Linked DNA regions of Homo sapiens: region 2 is linked to region 1. The links are chromatin contacts, found by Hi-C or POLR2A ChIA-PET in ENCODE. All regions are on one chromosome and are shown on one strand. Each heading gives the region's core, a stretch centred on a gene start or an enhancer-like site at or near the end of the contact. The rest is flanking DNA. Distances are from core to core; before and after follow the strand shown.

Region 1 (2,700 bases), core at 131-2,630:
CGATTCTCCTGCCTCAGCCTCCCGAGTTGCTGGGGCTATAGGCGTGCACTACCACGCCCAGCTAATTTTTGTATTTTTAGTAGAGACGGGGTTTCACCATGTTGGCCAGGATGGTCTTCATCTCTTGAACTTGTGATCTGCCCGCCTCGTCCTCCCAAAGTGCTGGGATTACAGGCGTGCGCAATGGCGCACGCCTGTGTCCCCTTTTAACAAATGGGACAGAGAAGCCCAGAAAGGGGCTCTTAGGGAAGTCCCGGCAGGTGCTAACAAGCACCTCCCACCACAGCCTGAAGTCAGAAAACTCTCTGTTGCCCCCTGGAGGCTCAGGCCAGAACATCCCTGGGCACCTGGCATCCTCTCAGCTCTATGCACTTCCAAGAGGGTCCAGGACCACCCACGGCCCTTTCTCTCAGCCCTGACCTCTCCTGCTCACCTACTGAGGGCAAGGGCTGGGAGGCCAACATAACACCCCTCCTAAGGGATCAGGTAGCCTCAGGCTCCAGGCTACAATGCCTAGCCCTTGGCAGAGTCCTGTCTATAGCACAACCACCGCAGCAGGGAAGCCAGCACCTGAGCTGCAAGAGCCCCAGAACAAGAGGTGGAAGACCTGGGTACATTAATGCTGACTCCCCCGCTCAGCTGCTTTGTGACCTTGGCCAAGTCACTCTTACTCTCTAGGCCCCGTTCAACCTTTCAATATCGACTGAGTGAGGACTACCTGACCAAGCATTGTTTTCATGCAGGATTCTATGGAAGAAGCTCTTCAAGAAGCTCACAGGGCTGAGCCCAGGAGGACTGTCACATAGCCCAGGAAGGGCTTTAATAGGAACAATGCCCTCTGCACTGATCTCCTCCAGGACTGCCTTGAGGTGCCCCTGAAATCCCAGGGACTGTGCTCTGCATGCCATAAATACTATGCCTGGGTTGCCAGGCAGGCATGACCTCAGGCTGGCCAGGAGAAGCCAGCTCCATCCTTGCACAGAGCTGGCAGAGCCTTCCTGGGCCACGGTGGCTCATAGGGGAGGCTGGCACAGGCTGCCTCTGCCGCAGGCTCCATCTGGAGGAATGGGTGGGCAGAGAGGCACACAGCTGCCTCTATTCTCCACACCCTTGCCCGGGACAGGAGGCACTGTCTTCCAAGAGCTGCGGAGGGCACCATCCAGGCCCCAGATCTTGACCTGGCTCAAGTGCCACTGATTCTGGAAGGCTCCTAATGCTGAGGGTGGGGGGATGGGGTGGGAATGAAGCCAAGCCGCTGGACCCCGCACAGCCCTGGAGAGGTCCTAAATCTGGCCGTCTCACATTCCCACCTTTGGGTGCAGAGGAGGTGCTATGCGGATCCAGAAGTGAATGTGGGAACACGTGGTGCTCTCTCCCCCACCAATGCATCCTCAGAGCTCCGAGGGAAAAGCAACGACGATGGCTGGCAGCTGAGGGAGAGACCAGCATCCCCAGAACTCCCTTTTGGTCCTTGTCCAGACTTCAAGGTCTCCATGGACCACTTTGAGCCATATACGTCTGCCAGTCAGTGGCCTCTGCACCCAGTAAGTACCCCAATGGCTGTAGACATTGGCCCCCCATGCCCATCCCTGAGACCCCAGCCTCTCGGGCCCTTGGACCTCCCCAAGTGTGAAGGTGCCAGACACAAGTGGGACACACAAGCCCTCTCCCTCTGATCAGGGGACGGTCACTGGCCAGGACAATGCCAGGCCAGAACTGCAGAAGTCCTAGGGCTAAGATCCCTCCTAGCAGCTCTGAGGTACTTGGAAGGGAGACGGAAGGGGAGGCAAGCCCAGAGCGGGGAAGGGTCCGTAACCAGAGTGAGGAGAGATGAGGGCAAGGGCTCGCCAGCATCCCAGGCTCCAGCCAAGAACTCCTCCTGCAGCGTCAGAAGCAGCAGAAATCCAAAGAGCCCTTGGCCTCTGGAGGCGGCAGCAGGAGTGCTCTCCGAAAAGAGACTGGGCCAGCCGGTGGGAGCCCAGCGCCCACCCACCGCTCATCCTACAGCAGGACCAACCCCCCGCCAACCCCCAGCCTCCGGATCCTCTCTCCAGGCCTTGGAGGAGGCTGCAGACCGGTAGGTAGGGAGGAACAGCGAGACCCTCCCCCACACTGGCCAGGGGACCAACAGCCTGAAAACTCAGTTCTCGGCCTCGCCCCCGTTCCTCCCCAGGGCTGGAGGCTGGGCCTAGATGTTGCAAGCCCCCGGCCCCGAGAGCCACCTGATTCCCCCATGTGCCTACCTGGGCCCGGGGTTCCCCATGTCGGGCAGGTTGGGCGAGGGGCGGCCCCCTCGGCTCCTCTGGCAGGCAGGCCGCGGGGCGGGGCGGCGCGGGGTCGCGGCGGGCTCTGCGGAGCAGCCTGTTCGGCGACACCCCCGCCCGCTGATGGATGCCGACTGCAGCAGCGGCGGCGGCGGCGGCGGCTCGGCGTGCGCCAGGGGCTGGGCACGGTGCCCACAGCCCCGGGCCTGGCGCCCGACGCGCGGCCAGCCCCCGCCCCCGCCCCGGCCTCGGAGCCCAGCCCAGGGGCGGCCGCCGCTTGCGCCTGCCTCCCAGCGCGCCGCGGCCCTGCCCCTGCCTCCGCCTCCTCTCTGCCTGTCTCCTCTACCACCCACCTCCCCCCGCGCCCCGCCCTCTCTCTCAGGCTCCCAGGCCACCTCCTCCCGGTCCGTGCCACACGGGCAGTTCCCAGACCACT
Region 2 (2,700 bases), core at 43-2,542, 710 kb before region 1:
GGGACGTGTGGGGTCAGGGCAACCGTCCCAGCCCATGCCAGCCCCCACGGGGGCCAAAACCGCCTTCCAAAGCATCCGCTAGGCTGACATCTCGTAATAGGTCCCCTCCATTTTATTTTTGTTTTTATTTATTTGTTTATTTTTTTGAGATGGAGTCTAGCTCTGCCACCCAGACTGGAGTGCAGTGGCGCGACCTCGGCTCACTGCAACCTCCGCCTCCCGGGTTCAAGCGATTCTCCTGCCTCAGCCTCCCGAGTAGCTGGGATTACAGGCACGCGCTACCACGCCCGGCTAATTTGTGTATTTTTAGTAGAGACGGGGTTTCATCATGTTGGTCAGGCTGGTCTCGAACTCCTGACCTCGTGATCCACCCGCCTCGGCCTCCCAAAGTGCTGGGATTACAGGCATGAGCCACCGCGCCTAGCTACGGGTCGCTTCCATTTTAGCCGTACAGAGCCTGAAACCCGGGTCGGGGGCGCATGGGGAGAAATATCCGCCGGTCAAGGTGCGCGAGCCAGGCATGCACACAGGGCTTCACGGTCCCTATGCCAGGAGAGGGAAGCCGAGGCAGGGGGAGCCCGAGCGCGCCCGGGAGGTGTGAGCTTTGGGTCCCATCGGCGCCGCCTAGACCGTGAGCTTGGCGCGTGCACCCCAGGCTTCAGTTTACGCATCTGTGCGATGGGATCGCGGCTCCGGCGATGCCGGCTAAGGGGGCGGAGTTCGCGCACGCTCGGCACGGGGCGAGGGGCGAGGCGCTGGGCGTGCATGGATGCGGGTTCCTGCGAACTGAGGTCCGCCCGGCCTCGGCCCGGGAGTCCCGGCTCCCGCCGCTCTCGCAGGCCCTGCCCGGACGCCGGGCGCAGGGGCGCCTCCGCCGGGTGCCTTCCCCGAGCGGGCAGGGGAGGAGGCGGCGGAGCGGAGGAGGAGGGAGCCCGGGCCGCGGCTGCCCGCGCCAGCCTGACCCTCGAAGGGGTCGCTGTTGCCTCGCAGATCCCTCCCTCGCTCCCTGCCTGCGTCCCTCCCTGCCGCTCCCGCCGCGTCCGCCTTTTGTTCGCGGAACCGCGCGCCCCCGAGCCGAGGCGGCGGGGCGGGGAGCTGGCGGGGCTGCGCGGGGGGCGGGCTGCGCCGGGCGGAGCCGGGGCCCGGGCCGCAGCCGGACTCGGAGCCCGAGGGAGCGATCGGCGTGCGGGCGGCGGGGGCCCGGGCGCGCTCCGGGGGCGCGGCGAGGCCGAGGGGGCGGGCGCCGGGCGGAGCCGCAGCCGGAGCCGGGGCGCCTGGAGGCGGTCGGGCCGCACTCTCCGAGCCCAGAGCAGCGGAGAGACCGCGCGGCGGGGCTTGGGACGGGGACGCGGTGTCGGGGCCGAGGTGGGCCGAGAGCAGCCGCAGCCCCAGCGGCCGGAGCCGCGCCGGGTCCCTCCCCAGGGACGTCGAGGCCGGGCGGGCCTGGGCCATGCGCGCAGCTCGCTGAGGCCGAGGGAGGCCGCGATGGAGGCGCCGGCGGCCGAGCCCCCGGTCCGGGGCTGCGGTCCCCAGCCCGCGCCTGCACCCGCGCCTGCCCCGGAGAGGAAAAAGAGCCACCGCGCGCCGTCGCCGGCCCGGCCCAAAGACGTGGCCGGCTGGTCGCTGGCTAAGGGCCGCCGCGGCCCAGGCCCGGGCTCAGCAGTCGCCTGCAGCGCCGCGTTCTCCTCACGGCCGGACAAGAAGGGGCGCGCAGTGGCTCCCGGGGCGCGCGGTGCGGGTGTGCGGGTGGCCGGGGTCCGCACCGGGGTCCGTGCCAAGGGCCGTCCGCGCTCGGGTGCGGGGCCGCGACCGCCACCGCCGCCCCCCAGCCTCACGGATAGCAGCTCGGAGGTGTCGGACTGCGCGTCGGAGGAGGCGCGCCTGCTGGGCCTGGAGCTGGCGCTGAGCAGCGACGCCGAGTCCGCGGCCGGGGGCCCGGCGGGGGTCCGTACGGGGCAGCCGGCCCAGCCCGCGCCCTCCGCGCAGCAGCCCCCGCGGCCGCCCGCCTCCCCGGACGAGCCGTCGGTGGCCGCGTCGTCGGTGGGCAGCAGCCGCTTGCCGCTCAGCGCCTCGCTTGCCTTCTCCGACCTCACCGAGGAGATGCTGGACTGCGGGCCCAGCGGCTTGGTGCGGGAGCTGGAGGAGCTGCGCTCGGAGAACGACTATCTCAAGGTGGGGGCGCCCGGGTAGAAAGGGAGGTCGCAGGGGTCGCCGGCTGTCACAGTCCCGCGGGCCTGAGGCACCAGCCGGCCCTCCTTCCCACTGAACAATCCGGAGAAAGGGGCCCAAGCCCTCTGGGGACCACTCTGAGGTGGATCTGGGGCTCCCTCATTCCCCCCGCCCCCTCTCAACTTTATTTGGGAAGCGCGCTCCTGAAAAAGACCTTGGAACTGGCTACAGGGCCCTAACCTGGGAGCGGGGACTTGAGAAAGCTTTGGAGCGTTCTGGGAGGCGTTGCTGAGGTGGGGGTGGGTAGCCAGGGAAGGGATGGATCTCTGCCTTCAGCTGCCCAGAACCTCCACGCCCAGGCTCTCCTTCTTGGGACGGGATTGATAGACACCGCCGCCAGGGAAACCTGTGGCCATCCCCTGCCCAGGAAAGGCCTGAATGCCATCCTGAGTCGTTACCCAGGGCTTTCCCGGGCGCAGGCCTGTCTCTGCCTGCCTTTCTGGGCGGGTCCAGTTTGAAAGCATGACATCT

The links. A loop is a pair of places that touch in the nucleus more often than their neighbours do. ChIA-PET counts read pairs that join two places held with the same protein, here RNA polymerase II (POLR2A). Pooled maps may share reads with other maps.
Region 2: a pooled map shows a loop between it and region 1 (3-fold over the local background). The contact joins the promoter of MTCL2 here to the promoter of EPB41L1-AS1 in region 1. A Hi-C loop is called at or near these places in 1 of 50 pooled maps. POLR2A ChIA-PET finds 5 or more read pairs at or near these places in 2 of 52 experiments (B cell and activated B cell).

The regions. Positions count from the first base shown.
Region 1 is chr20:36,154,440-36,157,139 of GRCh38, reverse strand. EPB41L1-AS1 (EPB41L1 antisense RNA 1) reads left to right here and starts at 1,380. Exons shown (of 4, transcript NR_147703.1): 1 at 1,380-1,544; 2 at 1,886-2,077. EPB41L1 (erythrocyte membrane protein band 4.1 like 1) reads right to left here and starts at 2,400. Exons shown (of 22, transcript NM_012156.2): 1 at 2,244-2,400. LOC124904893 (a long non-coding RNA gene) reads left to right here and starts at 2,694. Exons shown (of 2, transcript XR_007067572.1): 1 at 2,694-2,700. RefSeq lists a silencer at 2,462-2,661.
Region 2 is chr20:36,862,130-36,864,829 of GRCh38, reverse strand. MTCL2 (microtubule crosslinking factor 2) reads left to right here and starts at 1,292. Exons shown (of 15, transcript NM_080627.4): 1 at 1,292-2,172. The coding sequence starts at 1,486. RefSeq lists silencers at 583-1,472, 1,543-1,692.